Linked DNA regions of Homo sapiens: region 2 is linked to region 1. Evidence: read pairs that join two places in POLR2A ChIA-PET (ENCODE). Cell type or tissue: Panc1. All regions are shown on one strand. Region 1 has its middle 51 kb from the start of ZFP36L1. Region 2 overlaps DCAF5 (DDB1 and CUL4 associated factor 5).

Region 1 (8,000 bases):
TCTCAGTTTATTCTGAAACCCTGACTGTGGACTGTGGCCCTTGGCACTTGGACAACTAGAAAAGTGGTTTTCTTTGGCAAATGTACCACAGCCCTTCTTTTCTCCTTGTTAATGGAAGAGTGTGGGTTTTGGAATCAGACAGACCTGATTTTCAGCTCCTGCTTTGGCACTAACTCTCTGGGAGACAGTCGATGAGCAAGGGTCCTAGCCTCAGCTTCCTATAGGTAAAATGGAGATAATACCTGTCTCATTGTGAAAAATAAGTGAAATAATATATATAAAGTGCCTAGTAGAGTGCTTTGTGCTTAGCAGGTAGTGCATTCAATAAATGTGACTACAGGCCGGGCGCGGTGGCTCACGCCTGTAATCCCAGCAGTTTGGGAGGCCGAGGTGGGCAGATCACCTGAGGTCAGGAGTTCGAGACTAGCCTGGCCAATGTGGCGAAACTCCGTCTTTACTAAAAATACAAAAATTAGCCAGGTGTGGTGGCAGGTGCCTGTAATCCCAGCTACTCAGGAGGCTGAGGCAGGAGAATAGCTTGAACCCGGGAGACGGAGGTTGCAGTGAGCCAAGATTGCGCTGTTGCACTCTAGCCTGGGTGACAGAGTAAGACTCTGTCTCAAAAAATAAATAAATAAATAAATAAATAAATAAATAAATAAATAAGTAAGTAAAATGACCATAGGATGTACTATCATGTTCTTGAATAACATTTTAAGAACATGGGAAAATTTGCATGATATGGGAATTGATGGAAAAAAAAGAAAATACATAATCATTTGTAGTGGGTTCATAACATTGTAAAACAGAAAATTGTGTACACATAGTAACTGGCCGAAAATACACCAACATGTCTGCAGTTGCTGTAATCGGGTGGGGTATAGGTGATTGTTGTTTTCTTCTTTTTATATTTTTCTCTTTTAAAATTTCTATAACAAACAGTTATTATTTTTATCAGCAGTAAAAAACTCCACCATTTGTGTGTCTATTCTAGGTCTTATCATCATGGAAGAAATGTTTTCTTTAAATTAGATTTATAAAGACATAAGTTCCTTGTGTGTAAAACCTATGCCTTTTGGTGAAGAAAAAATTCCTCGTTTCTTCAAGTTGTTAAAATATTAAAGGCATTTCTTATTCTACTTAAATCCCTGGTCAATTACTGCTGTGGAAACTATTGTAATGGATATTCTATGAAAGGATAAATGCAACTATTAAAAATTATTGAACAAGTGTACCTGCTACGGTAAAAAAAATATATATTGTACAGTGTATGTAATAAACCTTTCCCCTCCCCAAGAAATAATCACCAGAATGTTACCATGCATATACCAACCTATGTGTGTATTTTTAATTTAGTTTTATAGAAGAGAATAAGTTACATACTTTTTTATGATCTTTTAAAAACGTTTTATTAATGTATAATTCACATACTATAAAATCCCCTCATTTAAAGAGTATAGTTCAGTGATTTGTGTGTGAGATGAGGTCTCAACTCTGTTGCCCAGGCTCAAATGCGGTGGCACGACCTCAGCTCACTGCAGCCTCGACCTCCCGGGTTCAAGCAATCCTCCCACCTCAGCCTCCCTAGTACCTGGGACTACAGCCATGCACCACCACGCCTGGCTACTTTTGTAATTTTTGTAGAGATGGGGTTTCACTATGTTTCCCAGGCTGGTCTCGAACTCCTGGGCTCAAGCAGTCTGCCTGCCTCAGCCTCCCAAAGTGCTGAGATTACAGATGTGAGTTGCCATACCCAATTCAGTTCAGTGATTTTCAAGGTTAATTTATACAGTTGTGCAACCATCACCACAGTCCAGACACTCCCATGGTGCTTTCTCACTCAACACTGCCTCTTGGAGATGGTTCCGCATAAGTGAGTATGGATCTCTGTCATCGTTTTCAGTGGTTTGCTGGTTTTCCATCACATGGATGCACCATCCTTTATCTAACTAGTGCCCTACTGGTGAGTCCCAGTTTTTTTGCTACTATTAACTGGGCTTCAGAGGAATCCCTGTACATACATCTTTACACCCATGAACATGAATGTATCTGTAGGGTTCGTTACCAGTGAAGGAATTGCTGCATTAATGAATATGTGCTTTTATAATTTAAAAGACTTAAAATTACTTCTAATTAACATTCCTACATTAGTGTTTGAAAAAAACCATTTGTTCAACTAGGACTTTAAAACAATCTAATAGGATAAAAACTGCATAACCAAATTTGATGTAAGAAGTGACAGAGAGGCCAGGCATGGTGGCTCATGCCTGTAATACCACCACTTTGGGAGGCTAAGGTGGGAGGACTGCTTGAGGTCAAGAGTTCAAGACCAGCCTGGGTGACATAGTGAGACCCCCATCCCTAAAAAAATTTTTTTAAAAACTTAGCCAGATGTCATGGCACACACCTGTAGTTCCAGCTACTCAAGAGGCTGAGGCAGGAGAATTCCTTGAGCCAAGGAGGTGAAGGCACCAGTGAACCAAGATTGTACCACTGCATTCCAGCCTGGGTGACAGAATAAGACACTGTCTTTTTTTTTTTTGAGATGGAGTCTCGCTCTGTCACCCAGGCTGGAGTGCAGTGGCGCGATCTGGGCTCACTGCAAGCTCTACCTCCTGGGTTCACACCATTCTCCTGCCTCAGCCTCCCGAGTAGCTGGGACTACAGGCGCCCGCCACTGCGCCTGGCTAATTTTTTTGTATTTTTAGTAGAGACAGGGTTTCACCATGGTTTCGATCTCCTGATCTCGTGATCCACCCGCCTTGGTCTCCCAAAGTGCTGGGATTACAGGCATGAGCCACGGCGCCTGGCCTGACACTGTCTTAAAAGAAAAAAAAAAAAGAATAATAATGATAAGAAGAGAAGAAGTGGTAGAGGTATCTTTGTGCATTTGTATGTATGTATGTGTGTGTATACAAACACAAATTTTTTTCCTAATGTTTATAAAGTATATGTCTTTTTTTTTTTTTAGACGGAGTTTTGCCCTTGCCACACAGGCTGGAGTGCAATGGCGTGATCTCGGCTCACTGCAACCTCCGCCTCCTGGGTTCAAGCGATTCTCCTGCCTCAGCCTCCTGAATTGCTGAGATTACAGGTGCCTGCCACCACGCCCAGGTAATTTTTGTATTTTTAGTAGAGACAGGGTTTCACCATGTTGGCCAGGCTGGTGTCGAACTCCTGATCTCAGGTAGATCCACCTGCCTCGGCTTCCTAAAGTTCTGGGATTACAGGCGTAAACCACTGCGCCCAGCCATGTCTGCTATTTGTTAAGTCTCTGTATCCCTGGAAACCACACAATTTACATATGTAAGAGTTAGTACATTAGACATCACTATTTCTATGGAGTTTTTAAAATGAGAAAAACCTGCTGGATACACACACACACACACACACACACACACACACACACACGTATATCCAAAAGAAAGGGAATAAGTATATTGAAGAGATATTTGCCCTCCTGTTTACTGCAGCACTATTCCTGATGGCCAAGATACAGATCAACATAAGTGTCCATCAATGGATGAATAAAGAAAGAAAATGTGACGTATATACACAATGGAATATTATTTAGCTATAAAAAATGATAAAATCCTGTCATTTGCAGCAACATGGGTGGAATGGAGGTCATCATGTTATGTGAAATAAGCCAGGCACAGAAAGACAAATGCCACATATTTTCAGTCATGTGGAAGCTAAAAACAAAAGTGGATCTCATGGAGCTAGAGGGTTGAATGATAGTTAACAGAGGCTGGGAAGGGGGCTGGGGAAGATGAAGAGAGGTTGGCTAATGGGTACAAACATACAGCTAGACAGAGGGAATAAGATCTAGTAGTTGATACTACTGCAGGGGAATTATAGTTAACAATAATGTATTGTATATTTCAAAATAGCTAGAAGACTTATAATGTTTCTGACACAAAGTAGATATAAATGTTTGGGGTGATGGGTGTCTGATTTTCTCTTTACATGTTGTACACATGTAATAAAAATATCACCTGAGGCTGGGCGTGGGGATCACGCCTGTGACCCCAGTACTTTGGGAGGCTGAGGTGGGAGAATAGCTTGAGGCCGGGAGTTTGAGACCAGCTTGGGCCACAGATGGGGATCCTGTCCCAAAAGAAGAGGGGTGGGGGGAAGAAACAGAATAAGAAATAAATTAAATTTAAAAAATCACAGACACCCCCAAAATATGTATAACTATGATGTATCAATAAAAAAAAAAACTCCAACAATGAGAAAAACCAAAGCGAAATGGAGGACCGGACACTTGATTGACGGTGACCGGGGACTGTGCGTCTTGAGCTGGTTGTGCTCAGGTCTCGTCCTCTCTTGGAATCTCGCTGTGGGCCAGCAGGTGGCGCTTGTGCTCCCCGTGGCCGCGATCCGTGAAACTGGATTTAATATAGTAACCCGATGTTGCCCTGAACATATAATTTTCAAACCTTCCAGTCCACCACAAGGAAAACCTCTGAGGATTTTCTTCTGGGAAGAGCAATTAGCCTAACCTCTTAGGAGGAGAAATTGCATCGCTGAGCTTGTCTGGGAAAGCAACATACCCTCCCAAGAGCAGTCTTGGGGAGGGCGGAGAGAAACCGCCAAGCAGCCTTTGTGAAGAGGGAGGGGTGCTGGAGAAGGGCTGGGAACGGCAGGGTAGGATTTGGGGCTTGGAGTGGGAAGTATCCTAGGTCTGAGGACAGCAAGTCCCGGGCCTGTGGGCTTCTGGGCTTAGGCGGGAGGGTAACAGAGACCGAATGGGTGCAAGATTACTTGGGTGGGCTGAAGATGCTCTGCCCAGCCCAGGCCAGGCTGGGAGAGCCCCTCCTTCACCCACCTACTGTGACTAAATGCCAGGCACTGGTGACACAGCTGTGACAAGACAGGCCTGGTCCCTGCCCTCACAGAGCCTGCAGGACGGGGGGCGGAGGGGGGTGGGCAGGAAATAGCAGTGACCAGGATCTAAGGGGGTTGTTGAGGTGTGTTTGGGGAGGGAGTAGGGCAACTTTCTCAAGGGGTCCAGGCCACTGCCCAGACTCCAGACTCCCTGGGATGGGGAGACTAGACTGGAAGGAGCCATCGGGGAATAGGGATCAGCTGAACCAGGGCAAGGGAAGAGAGTGGCTACTGGGGGTCACAGGGCAAGAGCAGGGAGCTTCGAGCTGGGGGATGCCCAGCCTGAGCCTGTGGGAGGGGAGAGTGGCACCCTGTGCCCTGGTCACAGATGAGGCTGGGAGGGGTGTGTCCTATTTTGAAGAAGAGGCCTTGCTTTGGCAAAGGCTGTAGTTGGGAAGAGAGGGAGAGAGATAGAGAGAAAGAGGCAGGGAGATAAAGACAAAGGGAAGAGAGAAAGAGAATTATTTTGTCTCTACCCTCAGGGACAGTGTAATCTTGGTGGAAAGTGAAAATGTGCCAGTGTACAAGTGCACACACACACACACACACACACACACACACACACACACAAAGACTGTTACCATAAGGTTGTCAGCAACTGGAGCCAAGGGAAGCATCCAGATGGCTGAGCCTATATGACCTTGGGCAAATACTTAACCTCCCTATACCTCAGTTTCTTCATCTGTAAACTGGGAGCAATATTAGTATTGACCTCATAGGGCTGTTAAGAGGATTAAACACAATAATCCTTTTGAAGCATGCAGCATAGTCCCTGGCAGCTAGTAAGGTCTCACAAGTGATTGTTGTTGTTGTCATTCATCATGATCATTAATATCAGTTGTCATCTGCTGGAAAAGGAGGGATTAGAAAAGGTGGGATATGGATAGGCACAGCCAAGACAAATGCGCGGGATGGGAAAAGCAATTCAAGCTGGAAAAGAAAGAACTCGTGGGAACAAAGGTGAAGAGGTAGGAGGGTGAGATTCTAAGTCCTCACTACTCAAAGTGTGGTCCAAAGACTCACCAGCAGCAGCTGCTCCTGGGTGCTTGTTAGAAGTGCAGAATCTTGGACCCCAGCCCAGGTCTACTCACCCAGAATCTGCAACTTTTCAAGCTGTTCAGGTGATTTGTTTGCTTGGGGGAGTTTGAGAAGCACAGCTATCAGCCATAACTCATGGGAGTGAACGATGCTGGTGCCACAGTGGGAGCAGCAGAGAGAAGGCTACAGAGGGATGGGGACCAATCAGTACATGTCCCTGAAATAGTTCCACGTGCAAGTTACTGCCCAGGATTCAATATTTGTTATAATTTTTCCCTTTGAGGTAAAACCTATATACAATGAAATATATACATGAACTGTACCTCTAAGTTTTAACAAGTGCATCTACCAATGTAAACTTGGACTCCAGTCAAGACATAAAACCTGACCAGCCACCCAGAAAGTTCCCTCATACCTCTTCCTAATCGATCCCTGCTCCAGTCCCTAGAGGCAGCAGTTGTTTTGACTTATTTTCTGCAATATAAATTACTTTGCCAGTTTTAGAATTCCGTACCCATGGAACTGTATGATAGGTACTGCTGTGTAACCCTTCATTTATGCAGCATAATGTTTTTAGACACATCTGTGTCACTGTATCAGTCATCTGTCCCTTTTTATTGCTGTGTGCTCTTCCGTTGTATAGGTATGTCACAGTTTGTTTATCCACTATGCTGTTTCTGATTTTTGGTTATTGTAATTAGGCTGCTAGGAAAATTTCTGTATGTCTTTTTGTGAACATACATTTATATTTCTCTTGGATAAATACCTAGAAGTGGGAGTGCTAGGTCATAGGGTAGGTTATGTTTAGTTTTATAAGAAACCACTAGCCCTATTCCAGAGTGGCTGTACCGTTTTATGCTTTTACCAACTGTATTAATCAGCTCAAGCTGCCATAACAAAATACCATAGGCAGAATGGCTTAAACAACAGACATTTATTTTCTCACAGTTCTGGAGGCAGGAAGCCCGAGGTCAGGGTGCCAGAGTGAGGGCTTTCTTCTAGCCAAGAAGGCCCCTGCCATCTTGCCGTGTGCTTACATGACCTTTTTTTTAAGTGTGTGAGTGGAGACAGAGAGAGAAAGAGAGAGAGAGAGAGGGTGCTCTTTAGTGTCTTTTCTTATAAGGACATTAATCCTATTGAATCAGGGCCCAGCCTTTATTACTTTATTTAACCTTAATCTTAACTTTAATGGTCCTATCACCAAATACTGTCACACGGGAGGTTTCAAGATAAGAATTTTGGAGGGACACAAACAATCAGTCTGTAACACCAACAATGTGTGAAAGTTCCAGTTTTGTCAGGTATTTTAATTTTAGCCATTCCTGTGGGTGTACAGGATATTTCATTGTGGTTTTATTTCCCTGATGACTAATGATGCTGATGATCTTATTTTTTCCATTTAAAAAATTGCAGTAATATACACATAACATAAAACGTACCAACTTAACCATTTTCTTTTTTTTCTTTTTTTTTTTTTTTGAAACAGGATCACACTCTGTTGCCCAGGCTGGAGTGCAGTGGTACGATCATGGCTCACTGCAGCCTTGACCTCTAGGGCTCAAGCAGTCCTCCTGCCCAGCCTCCCAAGTAGCTGAGCAGCTGGGACACAGGTATGCACCACCACACCTGGCTAATTATCTTTATTTTTATTTTTGTAGAGGCAGGGTCTCCCTATGTTGCCCAGGCTGGTCTTGAACTCCCAGCTCAACTGATCCTCTTGCCTCAGCCTCTCAGACTGTTGGGATCACAGGTTAAGATGAGGCCACCATGCCCGCCTCATCTTCATCATTTTTTAAGTGCACAGTTTAGTGGTATTAAGTGCATTCATAATGTTGTGCAACCAATCACCACCATCTGTCTCTAGAACACTTTTTATCTTGTAAAACTGAAACTCTATACTCACTAACCAATAATTCCCCATACCTCCATGTCCTGGCCCTGGAAACCAACATTCTACTTTCTGTTTCCATGGTTTTGACTACTCTAGGTACTTCACAGACTCACGCATTATTTGTCCTTCTGTGACTGGCCTATTTCAGGTAGCAAAATGTCCTCAAGGCTCATTCATG
Region 2 (8,000 bases), 270 kb before region 1:
TCTATTCGATTTCATTTTTAAAGATTATGCTGGCCATAACGCAGATGAATGTCCTGACCCACAGATGGCTCCTGTTTGAAAAGTGTTGTGTTAGGGTACAATTGGAATGGCTGGTGCTCACACCAACCTCTTGGTGATGGCTTCCATCAACCATACTCCTTCTGACCCCACATTTCTAGTTCTGACCTCTTTTCTGAGCTGCAGATTTTCCCACTGGATATCTACCTGTGTTCCAAAAGCAACTTAAATACAATAGATCTAAAACCAAGATCATTAGTCCTCCCCTGAGTGAAAATTTCTTCTTGTCTGCTGGATTTTCTTTCTCAGTTACAACCATTCACCCAATTATATAAGCTATTAGGTTTAACTTTAAGAAATTGCTGACAATTAACCATTTTCAACTTTAAAAAGTAGCAGTTTCACATGGTTCATTCTACCTATGATCTTGGAGTCATCCTCAAACCTGCCTTTCTTACATTTACACATCTAGTCTGTCACCAAGTCCTGTCAGGTCTATCTTGAAAGCCTCTCATACTCATCCGTTAGTTTGGCCTGGATTTTTGCAATGGCCTTCTGTGATTTCTGTTACCACTCTCTAATTCTCCTTTGAATTCATTGCATACACAAGTTTACTTTTAAAAATAAAGACTGGACCATGTGAACCATTGAGCCTACAGTGCCTGAAGAATGAAGTCTAAATCCCAATCTATCTGTCTGGCCTGACCTCCCTTCCCTGAGTTATACACTGTAGCCCACCAAACTATTTGTCATTTTAAGAATGCACTGCATGGTACTATTTTGCCCTTGTGCCTTTTGTTCATGGTGTTCTTCCACCTTAATTGTCCAGTCCCCACCAATTCCCCTAAGCCTTTCATTGGTAAGAGTTTTGAGTTATTTGAGTTTCTCTTCAAAGGTCTCCTTCTCCATGTACTTTCACCCTGCTTATGAAGGAAATAATTGACCCCATAGCTAGATCATATTGCTGCAAGGCAAACCCTCTTGTTGCTGTTAGTTGTTTGTCCAGTTGGACTGTTCTCAAGTCCAATTGGAGTTCTCAAGGACAGAGTAGAATCTTATTCTTTTTATATACCCAAGACCTAGCACTGTACCTGATACCTAGAAGGCATTAGTATGGGTTTACTGATTTCATTGGTTTGTACCTACAGTAGAATTTACAGCCAGGCCTTTGTTTAAGATGCCCTGGGCCATATCTTTACTGCTACTTTTGCTTTCTATTTAAGTGACTGTTGGTTGTGCATTTTAGCATAGAGTGGGACTTTTTTCATGTTTTGTCTTCTTATATTCAGGTTTTAATTTTTTTGCTATACAAACCATTTGAAGGCAGGACTACACATATCATGAATATAATTTATATCCTTTGATAGAATAAGGAGAAATACAAGATTAAAACTTTCACATCATTTGGAATCACAGTCATCAAATTTTCATGCTATAAAAGATGATGAGGCTGGGCATGGTGGCTCACACTTGTAATAATCCCAACACTTTGAGAGGCCAAGGCAGGAGGATTGCTTGAGCCCAGGAGTTTGAGACCAGCCTGGGCAACATAGTTAGACCCCAACATGTTAGATCTCTACAAAAAAAATTTTTTTTTTAATTAGCCAGGCATAGTGACACATGCCTGTAGTTCCAGCTACTAGAGAGGCAGAGGTGGGAAGATTGCTTGAGCACAGGAGGTCAAGACTGTAGTGAACCATGATTGCACCACTGCACTCCAGCCTGGACAACAGAGCAGGATCCTGTCTCGAAAGAAAGAAGAAAAATTTTTAAAAGACAAACAGAGCAAGATCCTGTCTCAAAAGAAAGAAAGAAAGAAACATTTTTAAAAGACCATGAGGATAGAAATATTAACAAACATTTATTGGGGGCTTATTAAGTGATCAGCCCTATTCTGAATGCTTTTACAGATGTACTCTTATGCTTACAGTTACTCTATGATGTTATTATCCCTATTCTGTAGGTTAAAAAGTTAGGTCATAGAAATGCTAAAGATTTTATTGCAGGTCTCATGATTAGTGAGTGTTCTGCTGAAAAAGAAAAAAAATAAAGCTAGTGAATTGATTTGTCAATGATCATTTAGTGTTTTTCTTGATGGCCACAGTTTTGTTTTGTGTTGTTTCCCCCCTACTTTTTTTTTTTTTTTGAGACAGTCTCTCTCTGTTGCCCAGGCTGGAGTGCGATCGTAGCTCACTGCAGCCTTGAACTCCTGACCTCAAGCGATTCTTCCACCTCAGCCTCCTTAGTAGCTGGGACTTCAAGGGTGTGCCACCAGTTGGCTAATTTTTTTATTTTTATTTTCATAGAGATGGAGTCTAACTATGTTGCCCAGGTTGTAGCCACAGTTGTTTTTTTTTTTTACATCATCCACTGGATAATACACATTGGGAACTGTTACTGTGTTATACTTGGATGCCATTATTTTTTAAAAATTCTCTGTAAGAATGTCCTATCCTTCTTAAATTATTTCTATAAATCTTTTTTCCAGTTAACACTTCTAATTTGTATTAGCATTGGCTTTGTTCATATTTTTTCCCTGAAAACTTAAAAATACTAAATTGTAATGTGGACAGGGACCACCTTGCACGAATGATCAGATGTCTGCTTTTTTCTTTTGCAGGCAATGATGAGCAAGTTATCCTCCATGATGTTGAAAGGTAAATAGATTGGTGGTGTGTGAAGGTGATTGACTTTGTTTTTCATATATGAAGAGGCAAATATCTCTTTAGACTAAAATAGTTTTTGTTTTTTGAAAAAAACAACATGAAACCAGCTGTTCTTTTCTAAAAAAATTCCTACAATAGTTTGAAATAAATAAAGTTTTGATTTAAAAAGGAAAAAGGGATTTGAAAGTTTTGAAAGTTGGTATGAGAGTGTACTTTTTAGGTGAAAATTTAAAACAAGAGTTTAGAAGAGAAGGAACCATAATATTTAAGAACAGTAATAGCTAATATTGATTGAGTTCTTACTATGTGCCAGACACCATTGTAAATGCTTTGTACATATTCATTCATTTAATCCTCACACTCATTTTCTGAGGAGATACTATTGTCATCTCCGTTCTAGATCAGGAAACGGAGTCACAGACATGTTAGATAACAGAAGGTCAGGTGGTACTAAAACCTGAACTTAGGCTATCTGGCCTCAGAGCCATGCTCTTCATCACCATGCCAGATTGCTAGGAGACCCCTCTCCCATCCTGTAGGCATCAGACTTGGCTGCTTTAAAGCTTTCCCTTGCTTTTTGAAAATCAAGTATGACCCCCAAATCTGTACACAAGCAGATGCATTCTGTAATAAATGAAAATACAAAACTCAGCTATTGAGTCACTTTTAAATATGCTTATTTAGCACAAAAATTATAAAATCTCTAAAAAGACTCCTTAATAGTACCTTTTTTTTAACCTGAAAGTTGACTACCTACCTTTCAGGAAATATAATATTTTTTGGGTTTAGCTAGGTTGACTTTCTTCTAGAAATGGAAAAGATGGCACCCTCGGTACCAAAGTGCTGGGACTCTGCACTATGCTTGTGTGTATGTGTGTGCCTCTGTCTTGCTCTCTTATCTCCCAGCAGTGAGACATTGGACGTGTTTGCTCATGAAGATGCAGTATATGGCTTGTCTGTGAGCCCAGTGAATGACAACATTTTTGCCAGTTCCTCAGATGATGGCCGGGTTCTCATTTGGGACATTCGGGAATCCCCCCATGGAGGTAGGCTCACTGTGCAAATGACTGTTGGACTGTGTTGAACAGTTTGATGTCAGATTCATTGAAGATCCAATTTATTACCTCAGTATCTATGTGCAAGTGATGTCAAGGGAAAGGAAATGTGAAACACTCACATGGGGGCATAAGAGGTCTTTGGAGGCCTTATCCTCCACCTAAATACTCAGGAGTGAGGCACCTTTGCCAGTCCTTCTCCACCCTCCTGTGACTCTCCACAAACCCTTGTACTTTGGTGTTTAGTGCCCCAAGGAGCAGAAGTTGTGGTGCTGACATGTAACTATTCTTGATTATTTACAGAGAATGGGGGCGTTATGCACTTTCCTGCATCCTAGTTTCAGGCTTGTTATTTTGTTGAAAGAACCACCGAATCTCAAATTACCTGTGTATAGGATCTTAAAATGATGGCAAATAAACTCTGTTTAAAGGGGATTGTCGTGTGAGTGCCTCCTCTGAATGTGCCCTTTGACTCTCTGATGTGTGAAATGAAGAAGTTGCTTTGTTGACTTTCTCTGAAGTTCTTCAGGAAATGCATCTTCTCAGCTCATTTCCTACAGAGAGATTTCTGTAATTCTACCTGTCTTCAAAAGGCCCCTTCCTCTAGTACCAGCCTTAGTGCCACTGCCATACCCACCGTGGCCTTTAGTGCAGATTGTAATGATCACAGCTGTGTACCTAAATTTACTATCCTGCCTGCTCTGTCTGGCAGGATCTGGGTCTTTTAACTTTTCTATGTTCTAAACATTTTACATTCTGGGCTGTGCTCATTATTTAGGTTCAGGCTATAAGAGAAGCTTGTTTTTAGGGTTAGGCAGGTAAGGTAGCACGAAGTAGCAGCTGTGGTCGAGTCACTGTGGGCTTGGTAAGTGAAATTCTCCTTCGTCTGAACTGCCTGATGGCAGAGATGACTGAGTGCTTTACCTGCTCAGAGACCTGTGAAATACTGCATATGGAGGTCATAGACTGAGAAGTGCTTTCTTTGTATTACTCTAACAGGTCCCATAGGAGTATATCCTGCTAGGTAACTAAGTGATTTCTTCCTCACTTGGAACCTGCTAATTTTTGTAAAATGTTGCAGGGTTTCTAGGTGAAGTTGATTACAGACTGGCTAGATGTTAGGGAGCATTGTGAACCAGAAGAGAAAAACCACACCATTGTGTTTCACCACGTCTTAATTTTGTCATTGTTTTTTTTAATCTTCATCAAATCTGTGCATGGTTTAAAAACTTTTCTAAAACTAATACAATTGGATTAAAAGCATAATAACCCTACCATACTTGGTTGTGAATTTTTTCAGCTCATGTGGAATTCAGTTTTACTTACTGTAAAATGGCTTATTTTCCCATTTTTAGTGGCCGTTTCTGTTTTGTGTCAAGATCTGATAGCTGCTATATATATTTCTGGGTGTTATAGCTTAAAATGTGGTTAAATGTGTTTACCTTGCTATGTATAGGACTCATGGGGACCTTGTAAGTAGAGGTGACTGGTGGGATTATGTGCTGTTTTGGGGCTCCAGGCCGTTGGAGTGGTTATTAAAGAGTGCTCCGACCTGTATTCACATTCCTGATTATCTGCCTGCCAGTGGCCCACAGGTACCTGGAGTGAACTGATTATAATTTTTCTTTCCACAGAGCCCTTCTGCCTGGCAAACTATCCATCAGCCTTTCATAGTGTCATGTTTAACCCTGTGGAGCCCAGGTTGTTGGCCACAGCCAATTCAAAGGAAGGAGTGGGACTCTGGGACATTCGAAAACCTCAGAGGTGAGCCCCCTTTATTCATAGGTGTTAAAACTTTCCTCTGCCTCATTTCTCAGGTAATGTGACCAGCCAGTAAGTGTTGTAAGGACCTCTTTGGCAGTTATCTCTGCTGGGCATTTCTTAAGATATATAGTGTCTCTCAAGCCAGGAGAGCTTGTTTCCAAGGAATAGACAGCGACAAATCCGTACTCCTTGCTGAGGAGGAATCATAAACAGTAATCTGGACTGTAGACAGGGTGAGTTTTAGGCAATTATCTGAAGTAGTCAGAGCATCCCTTTAGTATTGCCTTCTCTCTTCAGACCCAGGGTTCCCCAGATGCATAGGAGCTCTTGGTGTGGGGTGGGTGGAGGGGAGGAGGTGGAGGTGGAGATTTGCCAAACTTGTTGCTGCTGAGTCAGGGATTCTTAAGCCTAGGTTGGAGGGGATCCCTAAGAGGGCTTAAAAAATACTGAACTGCCAAAATTATATGAAAATTATATATTGTATATTCAAATAAGTGCATTTTCTGTTTATCAAAAGGACTAATGACCTTTATAGTGACAACAACAAAAGGTTAAGAGCCATTGCACTGTGGTGTTCAGGACCTCATGTGTTTCTCCACATGGCACTATGAAAAGAGCATACTTAAGACAAACCTGAATGATGGCATGAATCACTAATGGGGGAATCTCAGGCATCATTAAAGGATGTGGGAATGGGGGTGAGTAGCAGGCTCTTTTATGTTCCTTAAGTCCCATGGGGGAGGGACTACTTTTTATGGCACCTGTACATAAAGTTGGCCATGCTGTATTAAAAAACTTCCGTGTATTGCTAGCTAGCTCCTCTGGAAATTCTGCATAGATGTAATTTCCCACTTCATAAAGCAGTGTTGCAGAAGAATATCATGGAAACTAAGTGATGTTATAATTTATTTCACGGGCCTCAGATGAAAGGAGTAGTTAAGTACAGAAGATTATCTTCCTTGATGATTTTTACTCCTAGGTGATTCTCTCCATGGGGCAGTAAGAGATGGTTGGAACTATTGTAGCAGATCGGTGTAGCCCAGAGGTGTGTCCCTGTCATTGAGCAAGGCTCCCTAAGCTTCCTCAGGGCAGCAGAGATTTCTCCTGCCCCTTCTGTTGCGTAGGCACCTGGCTCTTGCTTTTACAGTCTATTGAAATGTGTGTAGTGGCAGGACCCCTGATGTGCCTTTGCACTATGAACTTTAGGAGGCTTGCTGTCTGCCAAGAAGACAACTGTGTTCATCTGCAGTGTTCTCTGCTACTTCAGGCTCTTTAGGAACAACTGTTCTGCCTCATCCGTATTACAAAAGGCAGGATTTGGACAAACTGCACCAGCCTTCTCTCAACCTACTATCTCTCCTACTTATAATTGCAATGAATAGCTGGCAACTGGAGTGGGGCACTGAGCTGTTTATCTCCAGTGGAAAGCTTGAGCAATTCATGGTGTCTGCAGTGTCTTGAGAGAGGAGGGGAGTGTGGATATTTTAATTCTCCCAATTCTCTCCCATTCTCTTCCACCAGTTTCTTACCGTGCATTATATGGGCCCTCCCCCACTTTCCACTTGTCTCCTCACTAATAAATATAGTTTCTTTCTTGTTAAAAGAATTGAAAGTGATGATGATTATTGTATTTTTACAGTGACATTTATTGGTTTGGGGGTTTTATGCAGAAAAAAATAAAAACAAAAAAACAAGTTCCATCTCCAGATTATCTCTGTTACTTGTATGTTTTTAAAATGTTTGTCTATCAGTACAGTTCTGCTTCTTTCTAGTGTCTGTAGTCACTCCAGAGGTAACTACAGTGAACAGTTTCTTATCTTTCCAGAACTTAATGTAATGTATATACGACTATGCATATGCATCCTTTAAAAAAATTGAGACAGAAGGAAGCACGTAGTAATACTCACTGTTCTCGATTTCTTTTTTAAATTAACAATATGTTTTGGAGCCTTTTTTCATACCAACACTAACAGATCTAGCCCCTTCTTTTAATGACTATATGGCATTCAATTTATATGATGTACCCAACAACCAGGGCTTCTTGTTTCCAGTTTTTGGTCATTATAAACAATGTTACATTTAACCTGGTTATAAATCTATCTTTATAACCAGGCCTACTTTTGCAAAAATATCTGTACGGACTTTGCTACATCAAAGGATGCATGTTTTTAAACTTTTGATAGAAACTGTCAAATTGTAGCCCCACCACCAAAGGCTGTACTAACTTACAAATCTGCCAACTGTGTATAAGATTGCATGTGTCTCCAGACCTTCACCAACACTTGAACTATTGCTAGTATTATGGGGGAAAAATGATATCTTGTTTTGAGTTCTTCTTCAATTATGGGTAAGGTTTTATAGTTTCTTTGATAACCTACGGTTTTCAGAGCCCATATAGGAGAAAAGTTGCCCAGTAGGGCTAATTGACAATCATGACTAATTTCTTTTTGGAATAAAAGAAGGAGCATAGTGCCATGGGGACTAGGATGTTTTTGCA

Evidence for each region. ChIA-PET counts read pairs that join two places held together with the same protein. Peaks named below come from ENCODE experiments on the same cell type or tissue, not always from the same donor. Only the 100,000 strongest peaks of a DNase experiment are listed, where the experiment ranks them.
Region 2: POLR2A ChIA-PET joins it to region 1 with 10 read pairs; 3 of 35 experiments call an interaction of 5 or more read pairs at or near these places.

Annotation. Positions count from the first base shown.
Region 1 is chr14:68,840,490-68,848,489 of GRCh38, reverse strand. No RefSeq gene overlaps it. Among named protein-coding and RNA genes, the nearest start is that of ZFP36L1, 51 kb to the right of the region's middle. RefSeq lists an enhancer at 4,378-4,890. In Panc1, CTCF peaks have their summits at 4,139 and 4,355 (motif pointing right); a DNase peak (open chromatin) is centred at 4,370; H3K4me3 peaks cover 234 bases; H3K27ac peaks cover 276 bases.
Region 2 is chr14:69,113,869-69,121,868 of GRCh38, reverse strand. It overlaps DCAF5 (DDB1 and CUL4 associated factor 5), which reads left to right. Exons shown (of 9, transcript NM_003861.3): 3 at 2,639-2,675; 4 at 3,591-3,730; 5 at 5,374-5,503. Among named protein-coding and RNA genes, the nearest start is that of DCAF5, 35 kb to the left of the region's middle. In Panc1, no CTCF peak of the experiment used is centred here; no DNase peak of the experiment used is centred here.